Regions from separate parts of the Homo sapiens genome. Here regions 1 and 3 are each linked to region 2. The links are chromatin loops, found by intact Hi-C in ENCODE. Cell type or tissue: B cell. All regions are shown on one strand. Links, peaks and the distances in the headings refer to the core of each region. The heading gives the core; the rest is flanking DNA.

Region 1 (5,000 bases), core at 1-5,000, 220 kb before region 2:
AAGTCAGAAACTGAGAAAGCCAGAACTATAACTCACATCTCTTGACTAACAGGTCAGTGTCCTTTTCACCATTCCAAGCTGTTTATTAGTCATTCATAAAAGAGAACTAGTTAGCTTTCTAACACTTGCAAAAGATGTACCAGACACTGTTCTAAGCATTTTACATGACTCATTCAAATCCCTCAATAACTTTATGAGGGGTACCTCATAAATAAGCAGAATGGAGTTAGTAGTACACTTGTCTAATAAGGTTGTCAAAACACAATTTGAAGAAGTAACTTGTTCAACGGCATATCGACAGTAAACTATCAAAGCCAGGATATGAACTTAAATAACTTGGTACCAGATCTTCAGCTCTTTATGTTATGCAGCCCAAGACAATCACAAAATTACAGCAACTCAAAACTCAGGTGAAGACAAGACTGATAACTGTACCAGTTGTTCTCAAAGCATGTGACTCAACAGCAGCAATGGCAACACCTAGAAACTTGTTAAATATGCAAATACTTAGGCCCCAATGCAGACTTATGAATGAAAATCTCTGGGGGTAGGGCCCAGCAAGCTGTGTTTTGTAAGTCCTCCAGGTGATTCTGATTCATGCTAGAATTTGTGAACCATGGTGCTACATAGAAAAGTTGTATTGATATTATTTTTATATTCCCCTAACCCTAACCACATATACTTCCCTAACCTTTCCCAAGATTTTTGGTTAATAACCAGGCATTTTATTCAGAGTTCAACTTTTTTTTTTTCTTTAAAAAGCTTACAAATGAATTCAAAGTTACAGAAGTTCTTCTGGATGGAATATATGAAAAGGCAGAATTAAAACAATCATGTTTTGTTTACTAAGCTGTCAAAGGTAAGACGCTCAATAAAAGAAACCAAAACTCAAAATGCTAGTACCTTGTTTTGCCAGTTATCAGAATCTTTGTTGGATCCATAACTCGACATGCCAAACCTGCTGTATGAATGGTACGCAATGCAGAACTTAGTTGGACAATATATGCCCAAATAAGAGATTCTGGCAATAATCCAGCATGCTGCCTGGGCAATGGTCCCTCGTGCTGACCTATACAGCAAAGAAATCCAAAAAATGACATCTTAAGTAATCAACTAAAAGACTAAAGCATTAACATCAAAATTAGCAAAGACAATTCATGTACACTCATGGCACAACATGTCAATTTATATATGTGTGTGTATGTATGTGTGTAATTTAAGTTTAGTCTATTGCCCAAAGATTCCTGTCCGAGATTATGCCTTTTATATTGATACCAGCAATAGGGCTCTCACTGAAATGCTCTTTTCTGTAACCACTTAATTATTGAATAAAAATTACTTAAAGTAAGAATTTATATGTAATTGTTAACCAAATAAATATAAAAACAGAAACCGTAGAGGTTTTTCTACTTAAAATGTGGCTGGCTAATCCTACCCTGTATTATTGTTTAGGCATGTGAGAGCTGTTCATTGTGTGGCTTGATGGAAATAAAAGTCTCTACCATCACTTATGTTGAATGTTTGTTTTCCTTATATCACTCAGGCCCCTCTACCACAAAGGTGGATTCTATCAACTCATTAAGTGGTTTTTGATAATATTTTCTAGGTCATTGTTAATATGTTGTAAATCAGTAGAAAAGGAGACATATAAATTTAATCAAGATTTTGTAATTATTCCAAGGAATATGACCTTATATTCTTTTCTTTGTAGAGACACTTTTGCTACATTGCCCAGGCTGATCTCCAACTCCTGGGCTCAAATGATCTACCTGCCTCAGCCTCCCTAAGTGCTGAGATTGCAAGCATGAGTCCCTACACCCTGCTGATCTTATATTCATATTGTTGTAAAACAACCTTTTGTGAATCAGTTATAAAAAGCAACATAATTAAATGGTTAATTATGTACTTATAATAAATAGCAAATATGTACTTATGGCTTGGAATAAAATTTCTGGTAAGCAGCACATACAAAATTAAAAATAATTATCTCTCAATTTGGACAGAACAGAAGATAATATACTCTGGAAATATGTGTAAGAAGGCTCAAAAAAATGGGACCGGTAACAAATGCCAAGACAATGTGAAAAATGACTATGAACTGTTTAAATGAAACTATTTAATTAATGTAGTAATAAGGAAACAAGAGTTTTTGCAGCAAACATATAGTGCTTACTGTGTGCCAGACTCTGTTCTAGTTGTTTTACTGATATAGACTCATTCTGAATCTCGTATCAACTCCACATGGTATGCTATTCTTCTCATTTTCTAAATCAATATATTTCTTATACTTTGCTTTTTTTTTTCACTTGTGCTAAGATAATAAATTACATAGTGTAAGAAAATGGTAGGCTTTTATGCATGTATGGTATGGTTAGGGAAGTTACGACTACTCAAACAATATTTTAAACTATTAGAAAAAAGGACTACTTCCTATGAAAATATAAACATTAATATATTAATCAGTGAACACCAAAAACAGAATAATTATGATTAAAAAATTACTGGAAAAGAATGCTATAAAAGAGTGGTTCTCAAAAGAAACCACTCCAGCATTTGGCAACATCTGGAGATATTTCTGGCATTACAATAGGGGTAGAGGGGGATTGCTACTGGCATTCAGTAGGCAGAAGCCAGGCCCTTCAGTCAGAAGAGGCCACTATAAACATTCTGAAATGCATAAGACAGCCCCCACAAAAACTTAAGCAGTTGAGAAACACAGTTATAAATTAAAGCCAACAGTCATTTCACAGGTGTTACTACCAAAATAAATTTGAGCAACAACTATAGTCATCTATAAGAATAGTTGTACCACATCCCCTTCCACAAAATTATGCATGTGTCTACAGATGACATAGCAAAAGGAAAAAAATGACCACATTCTATGACCAGATTTTAAATGTGAAACAGCCATGTAACCACAACTTTCTTTTTTCAACTGTCAGGATGCAAAAAAAAAGAAGTAACAAGTAAACAGAAGTAATATATTTTTGTCTATAATTAGAGTCTTGAAAGGAGTTGTAATCTGAAAGATACTAGAATATGGACTCAAATCTTTCTCCCCTCCTCTTTAATTTTCAAGTCAAGAAAATCTTAAGATTAAAAAGCATAATAACGTGATGCTGCTTTCTTGCCCCCATAGACTGAGACCTTCCCTAAATACATAAATTAATGAATAGACATCTCAAAATGGATTTACTTTTCTCTGAAATCATTTACCCTTTAACACACATTTGTTAGAATTCAAGTATTCTGGTTGTTTGCAAAATCTCAATGATAAAACAATTCTTTAAGTATATATTAGAAAGGGACAAAGAAGAAAATATTTCATGTTTAAGGAAAAGTTACTTAAAATTCTATTTTGAAACCTTAGATTAAGTAACATGGAATCCAACCTTCAAACAAAAGCATTTGTTTAGGGAAATAATTACATAAAGAACAATATAGTCATAATAGGAATCATTAAATTATATTCAGAGAATATAAAAACTATGGGGAAAATACCTATAATAAAGAAAAGATGTAATATGATATAAAAGGTTAAAACAAAAAACAATGCAAAAGGAGACAAAAACAAAACAAAGCAAGATTGAAAAGAAATGTACTAAAAGATTCACAATGGTTGTACTTAGGCAGGGAAGCCAGAGAGACTATTTCTAAGCTATTGAATTTTCCAAGTCACCTTTATTAAGAAAGCATCATATTTTTAAAAGAAAAACATTTTAAAGAGAAAAACAATTTTAACACATTTCCAGTTAAATATCTGATATCTATGTGAGTCTTCAAAAATCTATCTTATCTTAGTAAATATGCAAAAGACATTATTTCCTAACTTCTTGACCATCATCTCCATTTCTTTGACATATTTCTTTTTAAAATGTGATATGGTTTGGCTGCGTCCCCACCCAAATCTCATTTTGAATTGTAACTCCCATAATTCCCACAGTGTTGTGGGAGGGAGCTGGTGGGAGATAACTGAATCATGGGGGTAATTTCCCCCATACTGTTCTCGTGGTAGTGAATAGGTCTCATGAGATCTGACAGTTTTACAGGGGGAAACCCCTTTTACTTGGCTCTCATTCACTTCTCTTGTCTGCCGCCATGTGAGACATGCCTTTCACCTTCTGCCATGATTGTGAGACCTCCCAAGCCACATGGAACTGTAAGTTCATTAAACCTCTCTCTTTTGTAAATTGCCCAGTCTCGGGTATGTCTTTATCAGGAACATGAAAACAACTAGTACAAAATGTAATAGAGTCTTTAAACTAAATGATTACAGGGAAAAATTATACGTATTTTAAAATAGAAAACTACTCTTCCACAGAGCAAAAGCATTAGTCAAAATATAGTTTGCCTGCATCTTTTTCTTACCCCACTTTCTCTTGGTGAAGTAGGCATCAGCATTAGGGTCATTAAAGTGTCTGCTCATCATAGTTTCTCCTCCAGCATGGAAATCATATGCAAACACAAGAGCTTAAAATAAAACACAAACACTCATTACTGAAAGCTGGCTTCAAATAATGAAGCTCACCAGCAGAAAGACAAATTACAAGTTACTCACAGGGCTCAGCAAATGCTTTAGTGGTAAATACTTCACGCAAAGTTACGATATTTGAGTGTTGAATTTTCTTCCACATGTCGACCAACACCATGCACTTTGTGTTAACAAGACGAAAACCTGGAAGACAATTTTTCTACTCCAGTAAACTCTAATTGACGTCTCCTTCATATTCCATCAGAAATGGAAAAAAATTGCCATATTTATACATTGCTCATGAGGTACTAATTTCCAAATAAAAATTTTTAATTCATATATTAAATAATATATTCAAGAAGGTTTGAATAATCTTAGCCTCAATGATACGATTATAAAAGAAGATAACTTATCTTCCTTACCATGTATCCTCCGAAGGCAATATGGCAGATCATCTTTGCTGTTTACAGCTTTGTAGCAAGATGTAATATATCCAAAATTACTTGATTTCTGTATCCGGTTGGGAGGT
Region 2 (8,025 bases), core at 1-5,000:
TGAACAATTTTAAACTGTTTTGTTATGTAATTCTCCTTAGTGTTATGCTAATTCATTGCGATAATGAGTAACTAGCTAGCTCCCCTCTGAGCTCTTAGCTGAAACCATAGATATGGGCTTGTTTACCTTTTGACCTTTTGTTTACCATTTGACCCTTAAAACTGGCTCTAGAACTTTGTTCTCCTCTTGAGCATTCATTTGTAATTTTAAAACTTGTTTAGCCAAATGGTACTTCTTTTCTAATTGCAGCTGTAAAGAAGAAAGTCCAGCTGTTGTTAAAAAGGAGGAAAAAGTGCTTCATGAATTATTTGGGACGGACATAAGGTGCTGTGCCAGAAATGAACTGGGCAGGGAATGCACCAGGCTGTTCACAATAGGTAACACTATAATATCATGCACTTTCATTTTCAGTGACCGGTTCTTAGCAACTATCAGGGACTAACAGTAACTGCGTAGGTGATCATTCAACTTCAGAAATCCTATCATTCCTTCAGGTCACAGTAAATGCAATATTATGGATTCTGTAAATGCTGATTTCTTCATAAAAGAGGAGTCAGTCTCTAAAAGCTTCTTTTATTAATGTGGTTAGTAATATTTGAGATGATGCTAAAGTCTTTGTTCAGAATGTTCAGGATATCTTTTGTGATGAGGCAAAAATCACTTTTTTTTTCTCACTTGGGATGTTTTCATCTCCTAGATCTAAATCAAACTCCTCAGACCACATTGCCACAATTATTTCTTAAAGTAGGGGAACCCTTATGGATAAGGTGCAAAGCTGTTCATGTGAACCATGGATTCGGGCTCACCTGGGAATTAGAAAACAAAGCACTCGAGGAGGTAATAGGACAAGTTTGTATTCTGAAAATGCAGGAACAATTAACTAATAGTCTGGATTGAAAACATTAAATGCAAACTCTGTTTTATTAAAACCTAGGGCAACTACTTTGAGATGAGTACCTATTCAACAAACAGAACTATGATACGGATTCTGTTTGCTTTTGTATCATCAGTGGCAAGAAACGACACCGGATACTACACTTGTTCCTCTTCAAAGCATCCCAGTCAATCAGCTTTGGTTACCATCGTAGGTAATGCAGGCTGCTCACACAATCTTTATTCCTATTTTTAGTCGCTGTAGTGTGGAATGTGAAGTATGTGGTACAAATTCTGATTTCAATATAATGCTACTATCAAACACTAAGAAAGAAACTGAGTTAGAATAGCTTTGCAAAGATAATCTGCCCACCCTCTTCCTTTTCCCGTTAAACCAGGCTCGCTTGAATGCCACTGTCTTTGCATATAACACATTGTAATATGACCATCTGTTTGTGTACTTTTATCCTCCAGTAGACTGTAAGTTTCTTAAGGACAAGAACAACTCATTCTATCCTTGTAGTTCCAGAACCTGACACAGAGCCTGACACAAAATGGACAATAAATACTAGTTCTAAGAACCAACTAACCGCACTGTTAGGGCAGTGAGCACTGAGAGACAGTACAAGCCCTTAGATGCACTGAAATTTTGGTGGGGTATGTAGGATCTGAAAATAACCACAGTTCAATAATCTCAGATTAGGGCACAGCGTTCAGCCATAATGAAAATGCCGAGAAATACAGCGATGCTCTTAGCAGATTAATAAGGAAGTGTTCCATAAGGCAACCTCGTGAATATTGCTAGCCAGATCGCTCTTTTATTTGTGCCTTGAGTTTATTTTACTCTCTCTCATCAATGGAAGAGTGGTGCTGGCTGAGAGCAGGGGCCAGACAGTCAATTATCTACATCCCATTCTTTTTCTTTCCTTCTTTCTTTTTTTAAACATTTCTTAACTTCGAAAGATGATGAGCTCAGGCTTAGAACTAGGGATAGGACTCCTGGGTTTTCACTTGGATTATCCAACCTGACCTGCAGCATGCCAACACTTGAGTTTTCCTGTGTTAAACTGATGAATACAAGTTTATTTTATCTTCTCAATACGTTTCCCTATGAATATTATTAACTAACTCATAAATGCCTATTTTTTCTTACAGAAAAGGGATTTATAAATGCTACCAATTCAAGTGAAGATTATGAAATTGACCAATATGAAGAGTTTTGTTTTTCTGTCAGGTTTAAAGCCTACCCACAAATCAGATGTACGTGGACCTTCTCTCGAAAATCATTTCCTTGTGAGCAAAAGGGTCTTGATAACGGATACAGGTGAGACCACAAAGGACTCTAAGATACCATTTTTAGCATAATTCTCCTTGCTTGTCGCCCTTGAGAAGGACAGTTTTATACTTATGGAAGCAAATTCACTTATGAGTTTAACTATTATTGAGTTGAAATTGGAGATAAGAAAACAATAAGCAGATGTGAGGATACAGTAGCAGTCTTACCATTACTTTAGATAATATAACCTGCTGCATGAAAACAGAAAGAACCGTATTAGTCTGGTCTAGTTTGAGTCTGGTTCTCTGGCATTTTCTGAGTCACAAGGTAGTTTTTACTTCCTGTTTGAGAGTGCGGTGTGTAGGACACTGAGTCTCCCCTAAAACATTTGCAGATGATTGAGGAAGTAAAACTCCTTAAAAACAGAAAAACATTACTCATAGGTGTATTGATTTAAATTTTCAAAAAATACATGCAGAAATAGCCCAATAGTAAGTGCTGAAGGAAAATGTTGTTTTCCTCGGGATTTGTATGAGAAACTATGCAAGATTCTTTTTTTTAAGAACAACAAATTTTCTTTTCTTTTTCTTTTTCTTTTTTTTTTTTTTTTTGAGATGAGGTCTCACTCTGTCACCTAGGCTATAGTGCAGTGGTGCAATATTGGCTCACTGCAACCTCCACCTCCCAGGCTCAAGTGATCCTCCCACCTCAGCCTCCCAAGTAGCTGGTACCACAGGTGCACACCACCACACCTGACTAATTTTTTGTATTTTTGGTAGAGACAGGGTTTTGCCATGTTGCGCAGGCTGGTCTCGGACTCTTGAGCTCAGGAGATTCACCCTACCTGGGCCTCCCAAAGTGCTGGGATTACAGGCGTGAGCCACTGCACCCAGCCGAAAGATTCTCTTGTGGGAGGAATTCTCCATTCCTTCTTTGGAAAACAAAAAACAACTTTCCCCTATATCTTCTATAGTTATGACATCTCTTGTCTCTTTAAACTAATGCTATGGAACATGGTTTTGGACTAGGCTATGAGACACTGAGACGCACATGTTATCTTTCAAACAAGTCAATGGACTAGAATAAATCATCCTTTCTCAGCATGTGGTCTGTTGAACAACTGTGTAAGAATCATCTGAGCAAATGTTTAAAATGTGGATTCCTGGCTCCCATTCCAGACATGCTGACTCAAAACTGGGGCAAAACGCTCAGACTCTGCTTTTTTAATGAGAACCTTTGGTGATTCCTATCACAGGTCTAGATCTGTGCTGTCCGGTACGGTAGCCACCAGCCACATGTGGCTATTGAGAGCTTGAAGTGTGTCTGGTCCAAATTGAGATGTACTCTAATTGTAAAATACACACTAGATTTTGAAGACTTAGTATGAAAAAAAGAATGTAAAATATATTATTAATAATTTTTATATTGGCCGGGCTCGGTGGGTCACACCTGTCATCCCAGCACTTTATGAAGCCAAGGCGGGTGGATCGCTTGATCCTAGGAGTTTGAGACCAGCCTGGATAACATGGCAAAATCCCATCTCTACAGAAAATACAAAAATGAGTTGAGTGTGGTGGTGTACACCTTTAGTCCCAGCTACTTGGGAGGCTGAGGTTGGAGGATTGATTGAGCCCAGGTGGTCGAGGCTGCAGTAGCCATGATCACGTCACCGCACTCCAGCCTGGATGCAGAGCAAGAACCTGCCTCAAAAAGAAAAAATAATAATAAAATTAAAACAATTTTTACATTGATTATATATTAAAATGATAGTATTTTGGATATATCGCATTCAGCGAAATATGTTATTAAACTTAATTTCACCTGCTTCCTTTTACTTTATACAGCCAACAGAATTTGTAAATGATGTACAAGGCTTGAAGTTGTGACTCACATTCTGTTTCATTGGCTAGCCCTGTTCTAGATGAAGAGTAGGAGTTCTTTTCACCTTGATTCCGCTAAGTGTTTGTTTCATGATTATTGTTACTCTTTATACCTAAAAGGGATTTGTACTAAAAGTCCCTTGTTGGGACTTTTAGAATCTCAGTGCAGGGTTTGCATGGAGTTGTCTACTGTCTCTTACTGAAACCCCCCAATGTTCAGAGCATTCATTTTTAAAGTAATTAAGAATGCAGACTGGTCTGGGAGCTGACTGAAACACACTCCCCCAAACTCAGGGTTTGTCAACAGTGGCGCTGCTGGCATGTTGAGCTGGATAATTCTTTGTTGTGAAGGACTGTCCTGTGCACTGTAGGATACTTTTCAGCATCCCGGGTCTCCTCCCACTGGATGCCAGGAGCACATTCCCTTTTCCCAGTGTGACCAAAAATATCTCCAGACACTGCCAAATTGAGAAAAATAACCCCTGGCATTTTTTTTTTTTTTTTTTTTGAGAACCATTGCCTTAGAGGCATCAACCCACAGTCATCGTAAGCTGTTATTCAGAAATATCAAGCTTTTTTTTTTTTTTTGAGACAGAGTCTTATTCTGTTGCCCAGACTGAAGTGCAGTGGCACGATCTTGGCTCACTGCAAGCTCCTGGGTTCAAGCAATTCTCCTGCCTCAGCCTCCTAAGTAGCTGGGATTATAGGTGCATGCCACCATGCCCAGCTAATTTTTTGTATTTTTAATAGAGACGGGGTTTCTTCATGTTGGCCAGGCTGTTCTCGAACTCCTGACCTCAAGTGATCCAACCGCCTCAGCCTCCCAAAGTGCTGGGATTACAGGCGTGAGCCACCGCGCCTGGCCCATCAAGCTTTTAAATGTAGAAGGTTGGAGAGTCAGCCCCTCTTTACCCTAGTTGACTTGATTACCACTTGGCCTGTGTTCAGAAGGAAATCAGCATATCACTGTCCCCTCTCTCCTTTGTATCCTATCCCCATGTTAGATAAGCTCTTAGCATTATGGGAATCTCTTCTGAACCTGATTCAAAGAGAGAAGGGGTCGATTCAATTTAGTTCAACAAATATTACTTTAATATCCTCTTGATGGGTGTGATGCTGTGATGGGCTGCAAGAGTGAATAAGGTAATGTTGCTTTCCCTCTCCCGCAAGAATGTACACAGATTGCTACTGTGCTGGTGATATCTGGTATAACCTTTTGAGATTTTACAGAATCGCCAGTTGGGGACCATGTCACTGACATATGGGTCATGGGCCAATGTAGTGGGCTGCTTCATGTAGTTTCATTCCATGGCTACAATCCATACCCATGACCCCAGATTGTTATCCTATAGAGGTAGCCAAATGAATGAATTAGGTGAGCTCCTGACTCCTATAGCGTTTTGTACCTCACTCATTCCTACTTATCTGGCAACAGATAAGTATGTATGTCACATCTCACCAGGGAGTTTATAAACTCTAAGAATAGGTATGCTGCCATATTTCTCTATCTTTGTACAATGCCTTGTTCAGTAAGTGTGTTTAATAAATGAATGAATTCATCATCATATCTGGAATGCAACTCACAGTGCAGTCTGGGCCAAAGATGAGTCGACAGCATCCTCTTCACTGCAAGGACCATGCACATGGTTCTTAGCACAACACCCAGTACTCAGTGTTTATTGTTATTTGAAAGTTCTTGAAGAGCTACAGTGTTTGTGCTAATGATGTGCATTGTTGGTACTGATAATGTACCAGGTGTTATGGGCCACTGACGACACACAGCAAAGGAAAGATGGGCCCTCCTTCTTCATGAGAAAACATGCTCAAAGTACTGAACAAGAAACGAACAACACAAAATTTGAACACGCCTCTGAGTGCTCTAAATGTCTTTTTCTCTCCACATGAGGCTCTATGTTGAGATGGGGATGGAGGACTAGATTATAGTCAGGGGTAATTTCCACTTTTCTTTGTTTTTGCCTTTTTTTTTTTTTTTGAGACAGAGTCTCACTCTGTCGCCCAGGCTGGAGTGCAGTGGCATGATCTTGGCTCACTGCAACCTCCGTCTCCTGGGTTCAAGTGATTCTCCTGCCTCAGCCTCCCTAGTAGCTGAGATTACAGGCATGTGCCACCCTGCCCAGCTATTTTTTTGTATTTTTAGTAGAGACGGGGTTTTGCCATGTTGGCCAGGCTGGTCTCGAACTCCTGACCTCAAATGATACGCCCACCTCGGCCTGCCAAAGTGCTGGGATTACAGGTATGAACCACCGCGCCTGGCCCTTCTTTTTGCTTTTTTTTTTGAGACGGAGTCTCGCTCTGTCACCCAGGCTAGAGTGCAGTGGCGCAATCTTGGCTTACTGCAACCTCCTCCTCCTGGCGGAGGTGATTAAGTGATTCTCCTCTCGGTGGAGGTGAGTAAGTGATTCTCCTGCCTCAGCCTCTCGAGTAGCTGGGATTACAGGCATGCACCACCACACTCGGCTAATTTTTGTATTTTTAGTAGAGACGGGGTTTCACCATGTTGGCCAGGCTGGTCTCAAACTCCTGACCTCGTGATCTGCCCGCCTTGCCCTCCCAAAGTGCTGGGATTACAGCCGTGAACCACCTTTCCTGGCTTCTTTTTGCTTTTTAGAGTCAGGGTCTTGCTATATTGCCCAGGTTGGATTCTAACTCCTGGGCTCAAGTGATCCTCCCGCCTCAGCCTCCTGAGTAGCTGCAACTTGGCGTGTGCCACTGCACCCGTCTTTCCTTTTGACTTTTTATTATAGAAAGTTTCAAATTTACTAATAAGTTGAAATAATAGTGCATGAGCATTCTTTACCTACCACCTAGATTCAACAATTTAATTGAACCGAATTTGGTTTGTGAAGTACAGTATTTTAGTCATGTATCAAGATTTTATAGGCAAAGTGATACAATTTTTTAAAAATCTGTTACTGAAAGGCCCCTGTAATAACACTACCCCTGAAAAAACTTTGGTGTGGTCATGGTATGTGCACCAGAAATCTCTCGGCTTCCCCACTTTCATGGCTTCATTTCTCCAATTTACTTCCTCAAATATTACGCCAAAGTTTACTAGGGCTTGCCTTTATGTTTTATTAAATTATAACTTTCTAGCCGTCCTGGTGTCCTGGTCCTGATAAAGGTTTCCAGGATATTTCACCCATTAGTTTGTATAATTTCCTATCTCTACAGACTTAATTACAAATTCCAAATCTACCTTAGCTTTTTCCACTTTTATGGGAAAAAAAAAAAGGAATAGGACTGTTGTAATTACTTAGTAACCTCTTCTGAAACCTTCTCCTTAGCCTTGCCTAAGCCTGATGTTTTCCTTTTTCCTGAAATATTTAATTTTCCAACTCTGTGAATCTAAGTTTTGCCCACAGTAGGCACTAACCGAGTGCTTACGGGGTAAACAGCTGTGTGGTGGTCGTTTGGGTTCTGGGTGGTGAGCCAGGGTCCTGCTCAGAAGAACCACAAACTGAAAAGCAGGCTGTCACATACAATGAGTGACACACAATTGCAGAAGATTATGGAGCCTGGGAGAGGAGTTGTTTTTTTTTTTTTTCCTATTTTCTGAAGGAGTTGAGCCTTGAGCACAGACAGAAAGGAGGGAAAATGAGGGAAAAGTTTGAGTCTAGAGAAATACCAGCAGCTCCTACCTAAATGCCGTTCCCATTCACTTCTGCAGTTTGAGACAACATTCCTGGCTGCAGGTCTTCCCAAGACCCCACTCAGTTGTAAGTTATTAACCACATCTTAAGAAGCCATTCTGTGAGAATAAAAGATCCTTCTTTGAGCTCTTACCATGTGCAAAATCCTATAGGTGTATTACCTCATTTAACTCTCATAATCCCATTTTATGAAATGTGGAAATTGAGGCTAAATTACTTGCCCAATCACAGAAGGCAAAGCCAACACCCTTTATTCCTTCTTTTTCTGAAATTGCCTTAAAAAAACACATAATTCCACCTCCAGAGATAACATTGCAGACTTTTT
Region 3 (5,000 bases), core at 1-5,000, 52 kb before region 2:
CTTCACTTCTGTTTCTGACCTAAGGTAGACACAACACTCTTTAAAAAAATTTTTAAACCCCCAGCAGCTACACAAAAACTTAAAAAATTTAAAATTGAGGTAAAATACACATACATAAAATTTACCATCTTAACTTTTTGTTTTTGTTTTTGTTTTTGAGACAGAGTCTCACTCTGTCACCCAGGCTGGAGTGCAGTGGTGTGATCTCAGCTCACTGCAGCCTCTGCCTCCCGGGTTCCAGTGATTCTCCTGCCTCAACCTCCCAGGTAGCTGGGATTACAGGCATGCGCCACTACGCCTGGCTAATTGTTGCATTTTTGTAGAGATGGGGTTTCACCATGTTGGCTAGGCTGGTCTCGAACTGCTGACCTCAGGTGATCTGCCCACCTCGGCCTCCCAAAGTGCTAGGATTACAGGCATGAGCCACCGCACCCAGCCTTAGCCATTTTTAAGTGTACAGTTTAGTAGCGTTAAGTACATTCACATTGTTGTGCAACCAGTCTCCAGAACTCTGCTCATCTTGCAAAACTGAAACTCTGTATCCATTAAACACTGGCTCCCCATTTCCCCCTGCCCCCAGCCCATGGTAACCACCATTTAACTTTCTGTCTTTATGAATTTGTAATGGGATACAGTATTGTATTTTTTGGGACTAGCTTATTTCACTTAGCATAATGTCAAGATTCATCCATATTTTAGCTGTATCAGAATTTCCCTCCTCTTTAAAGCTGAAAAATACTCAGTCGTATGTATATACTGCATTTTTGTTTATCATTCATCTGTTGTGGACATGGGTTACTTCTGCCTTTTGACTACTGTGAATAATGCTGCTTTCAACACGGGTGTACAGACATCTCTTCAAGACCCTGCTTTCAATTCTTTTGGCTACATGGCCAGAAATGGAATTGTTGGACCGTATTTTTTTTAATTTTTTGAGAAACCTCTATAGTGTTTTCCATAGTGGCTGCACCATGGTAGACACTTCTAAAGTTTCTGCCATACCCTAGGGGAAAGAATTATTGTACTGTAGACAACATCTAAGGAAAAGAACTGTATGGCCAAGAGTAAACAGTCAATTTTCATGCTTTATTAGAAAATAATTAAAATAATTAAGAGCGTGGAATTCCTAGAATTGGGAGAGACATTATGAACCATTTGGTCCATCCCTTTCCTTTACGATGAGTAAACAGAGGTTTGTGGAGGTCAAACGGCTAGTTAAGTAAGGGAAGAACCAGAACTGGCATCCAGAGCTTTCCAATCCTCAACTTATTGCAAAGAAAATAATAATAATTTTCAACTCGAAAAATTATGCGATGAAGAACAAGAACTATTGAGCGGATGATTCGCAACATCCTCTGGGATGTATTTTCTGTGTGTTTTGTTTTGAAGGCTGTTTGTTAACCTCCCTAATTGCCTTGGTTGACATTGAAACCCTGCCTGTTTTTCTTGATCCCGCCGCTGACTGGGTCCTGAGCATCCTAGGAGATGGAGGCAGAGACAAAGGAAATCAGTCCACAATTAAGAATGGAATGGTTCTTAATGGAATGCTCGCCTGTGCGCTGGCGGGAGTTGCCAGCGTGCCGAGCGGATTCAGCGCCTTTCTCAGGGCCTCAAAGATCCCAGCGCACTAGGAGGGTGGTTTGTGGCTCCCTGCAGTCCCCACGCCCCGGATCCAAACGACAGAGTTCGGGGACTCACAGGGGCAGCAAGGCGGCAGAGCCGCGGAGCCAGTGCAACTTCTCCGGCGGGACCGCGCCCAATCTTCCCCGCCGCAGTCGGGGAGCCCCGGGGGCCGCCGAGCACAGGCTGCGGACCGCGGCGGGCACGTGGGCTCGGCTGCAGCGCTGCGCCAGGCACCGGCTGCTCGGCTCTGCCCAACCTCTCCGCTCCCGCCTCGGTCCCTGCCTCTGGGGAGAGGGTTCCTCCCCCCTTCCACTTTGCACCAGTCCGAGGGAATTTGCGGTCGGTGACGCGCATCCTTAAGAGAGCCACCTGCAGCGCGAGGCGCGCCGCTCCAGGCGGCATCGCAGGGCTGGGCCGGCGCGGCCTGGGGACCCCGGGCTCCGGAGGCCATGCCGGCGTTGGCGCGCGACGGCGGCCAGCTGCCGCTGCTCGGTAAGGCCCCGCTCGCTCGCTCGCAGCCCCTCGCGGTCCCTCAGCCCCCACCCCGCAGTGTGGACCCGGGCGCGCGCCTCCTCCGGCCCAGCCGCCTCGCTCCTCCCCGCGCTCGCTCCTTCCATTGCCTCCCGCGCCCCTCCCCTCTTTCGCGCCCTCCGGACTCGCCCACTACTTGCCTGCGGCCCCGGCGTTTCCCACCCCGCGTCCTCTTCCCTCTTCTCCGAAGTCTCTCCTCTGGCTCGGGCCGCGGTCCCGAGTGGCGGCCCGGACTTCGCAGACGGCCTCGCCGAGGCGCTGCGCCGGGTCTGGGGCAGCTCGGCCCGCGCGCTCGGGTGCTGGGCCGTCCGTGGGAGTCTGCGGCCGCGAACTCGGCGCCAGGTGGCCAAGGACCTCTCCTGGCCCGGCCCTTGGATACTGTAGACACCTGGGTGTCGTCTTTAACTCTTCTTTTGAGGTTTTGATTTATGGAGGGAACTCTGATGGGAAAATGCGTCCGCGTTCTCCCCTAGAGCGAGTCATCCTCAATAACGATACCCCCCAGCCCCGCCGAATTTTGGTTGGATCAACGAATAGTTTACCTAGGAAATATTATGCAAACAGATTTACATATTAAAATACTAGCTGTCCCTTTCTTCTAGTCTCTTCTTATCCTGGCATAAACCCCAAAGGGGTTTTCAAGGACTCCGAGGACTGTCCCCAAAGAATCTGCTGGGTAGCATAGTTGTTATTGAAAAAAAAAATCTTCCCATCGGTTCGCGTCAGCTTTCTATTTGGAAAGATGAGAGGACTGAATCGAATTTGGGTTGAAGGCGACAGAGTTCTGGGTGCCCGGCAGCTCCGGTCCCTGTCCTAGGTCTGCAACCTTGGGACTGACACTCACCTCCCCCGGCCTCCGCGTCCTCATCTGTGCAGTGAGGGAGTCCGTCCGAGTCCCCTTCAGCTCTGAAATGCTAGGACTTGAAGTCTCTGTGGTAAATAGAGAAAATGCTTGCAATATAGAAGTGCAGGAATTATATCCAATAGCTTTTGTTACAAATAATTCTGAAATATAAAAAGTAAAAAATGGAAATCGGGGGAAAAGAGTTGAAAAACAAAGACATTTTAGTTCTTAAATAGTTATCTTTACTAGTTAGTAAATCTGTAATTTCAAATGTGTAGTACAATATGTTTTCCAGATTCCGTTAATACAAAATGTTAGCTTTCTATTATGTATGATATTAAGTAGTAAGTGCATTTTTCAGAAGCATAATGGGCTTTCTAAAGGTATAAGCATCAATACTTGCAACGATATTTAAGCTGCATGGAATTCTTTTCTATTTAGGAAAGAATTCAGAAATTTCTATGTCTCTCTCTCCAGATATTTCTAAATGAAGTATAATTGGCACACAGTAAATATGCACACATCTTAAGAGTACAATTTCATTAGTTTTCACATATGTACGTGCCCAAATAACCACGATCAGACTGAGATATAGAGCAATTCTAGCTCCACCCTCTCTGTCAGTACCCCCTCCCCAGGTAGCCACTATTCTGACTTCTGATGCCATGGATTGCTTTTGCCTATGTTTGAACTTCATGTAAACCAAACCATCATCGTGTGCTCTTTTATGTCCACCTTCTTTTACTCAACATTATAATAATAAGATTCAACCTTGTTCTCTGTAGCAGTGTTTTTTTTTTTAATTGCTGGTACCATTCCGTGGTATGAATAGATCTTATAATTTATTTTATCCATTATGTTCACGAAGCACATGGAAGTTGTTCCAATTTTGTGTAATTATGCATAGCACTGCTGTGAACATTGTTTTATATATGGTGGACATAAACACCAGTATAAAGGATTATGCCCACAAGTAGAATTCCTGGATCATAGGGAAGGGATATGTTCAGGTTTGGTAGATACCGTCAAACGGTTTTCCACAGTGGTTACACCAATTTCCACTCCCACTAGCAGTGTATGGCAGTTCCAGTTCCTCACATCTTTGCCAATACTTTGTATTATGGATTTTCTTGAATAAAGAAGGATAAAGTGAGAAGCTTAAACATGAGAACTTTAAAATGGTTAATAGCCTTAAATTCTTTGAATTAGAACATGGGATCCCAATTTCCCTTATATTGTAAACACTACTTTTTTTTTTTTTTTTTTTTTTGAGACGGAGTCTTGCTCTGTCACCCAGGCTGGAGTGTAGTGGCGCGATCTCAGCTCACTGCAACCTCCGCCTCCCAGGTTCAAGCGATTCTCCTGCCTCAGCCTCCTGAGTAGCTGGGATTACAGGTGCGTGCCACCGCACCCAGCTAATTTTTGTATTTTTAGTAGAGACGAGGTTTCACCATGTTGGCCAGGCTGGTCTCGAACTCCTGACCTTAGGCGATCCACCCACCTCAGCCTCCCAAAGCGCTGGGATTACAGGTATGAGCCACCACACCCGGCCATGCCCAGACTTCTATTCATCATTTATGAATAATGATGAAGCTTTCTAAGTGGCATTTGAAGGAGAGGAACATGTTCCCAATGGGCTTTTCTGCATTATCTGCTGATACTGGACAGAGAGAAGTATTTCAATATTTTAAGAGCTATGATACTACCTTTTTCATTAGTGTTAAAAAAAATTCGTATTCAAAGCCTTGAACTGCACATTTGAGTTGCCATTCTTTGCTCTTGTTGCTTATCTTAGTTTATTTGCCTTCTTGGAAACTCCTAGCCCAAGGGGGAATGATTCAGGAGAAAGTGGAGGGAAGGGACACTCAGCAAAGCTTGGTTTGGATTGGATGTGAGCCCAGACCTGCCGACCTGACATTAATGTCCCCTCTGACTCTGAAACTCTAGTTCTAATTTTTGCCATTATATAGGTGTAGATTGGATATTCATTTCTTTTTAGGTA

Evidence for each region. A loop is a pair of places that touch in the nucleus more often than their neighbours do. Peaks named below come from ENCODE experiments on the same cell type or tissue, not always from the same donor. Only the 100,000 strongest peaks of a DNase experiment are listed, where the experiment ranks them.
Region 1: it touches region 2 in a loop (3-fold over the local background); 7 of 110 quality-filtered maps call a loop at or near these places.
Region 3: a loop joins it to region 2, with 2.6 times the contacts of the local background. A loop is called at or near these places in 2 of 110 quality-filtered maps.

Annotation. Positions count from the first base shown.
Region 1 is chr13:28,266,770-28,271,769 of GRCh38, reverse strand. PAN3 (poly(A) specific ribonuclease subunit PAN3) reads right to left here. Exons shown (of 19, transcript NM_175854.8): 10 at 4,894-5,000; 11 at 4,559-4,675; 12 at 4,369-4,470; 13 at 904-1,069. Among named protein-coding and RNA genes, the nearest start is that of PAN3-AS1, 130 kb to the right of the region's middle. In B cell, for the core only: no CTCF peak of the experiment used is centred there; a DNase peak (open chromatin) is centred at 2,879; H3K27ac peaks cover 1,784 bases.
Region 2 is chr13:28,042,447-28,050,471 of GRCh38, reverse strand. It overlaps FLT3 (fms related receptor tyrosine kinase 3), which reads left to right. Exons shown (of 24, transcript NM_004119.3): 6 at 250-377; 7 at 698-837; 8 at 935-1,088; 9 at 2,029-2,197. Among named protein-coding and RNA genes, the nearest start is that of FLT3, 54 kb to the left of the region's middle. RefSeq lists an enhancer at 1-398. In B cell, for the core only: no CTCF peak of the experiment used is centred there; DNase peaks (open chromatin) are centred at 481, 1,181, 1,621 and 2,471; H3K4me3 peaks cover 2,139 bases; H3K27ac peaks cover 3,506 bases.
Region 3 is chr13:28,097,583-28,102,582 of GRCh38, reverse strand. FLT3 (fms related receptor tyrosine kinase 3) reads left to right here and starts at 2,007. Exons shown (of 24, transcript NM_004119.3): 1 at 2,007-2,115. The coding sequence starts at 2,073. RefSeq lists an enhancer at 1,594-1,723 and silencers at 1,834-1,893, 2,014-2,173. In B cell, for the core only: no CTCF peak of the experiment used is centred there; DNase peaks (open chromatin) are centred at 1,922, 2,392 and 2,852; H3K4me3 peaks cover 1,774 bases; H3K27me3 peaks cover 3,475 bases.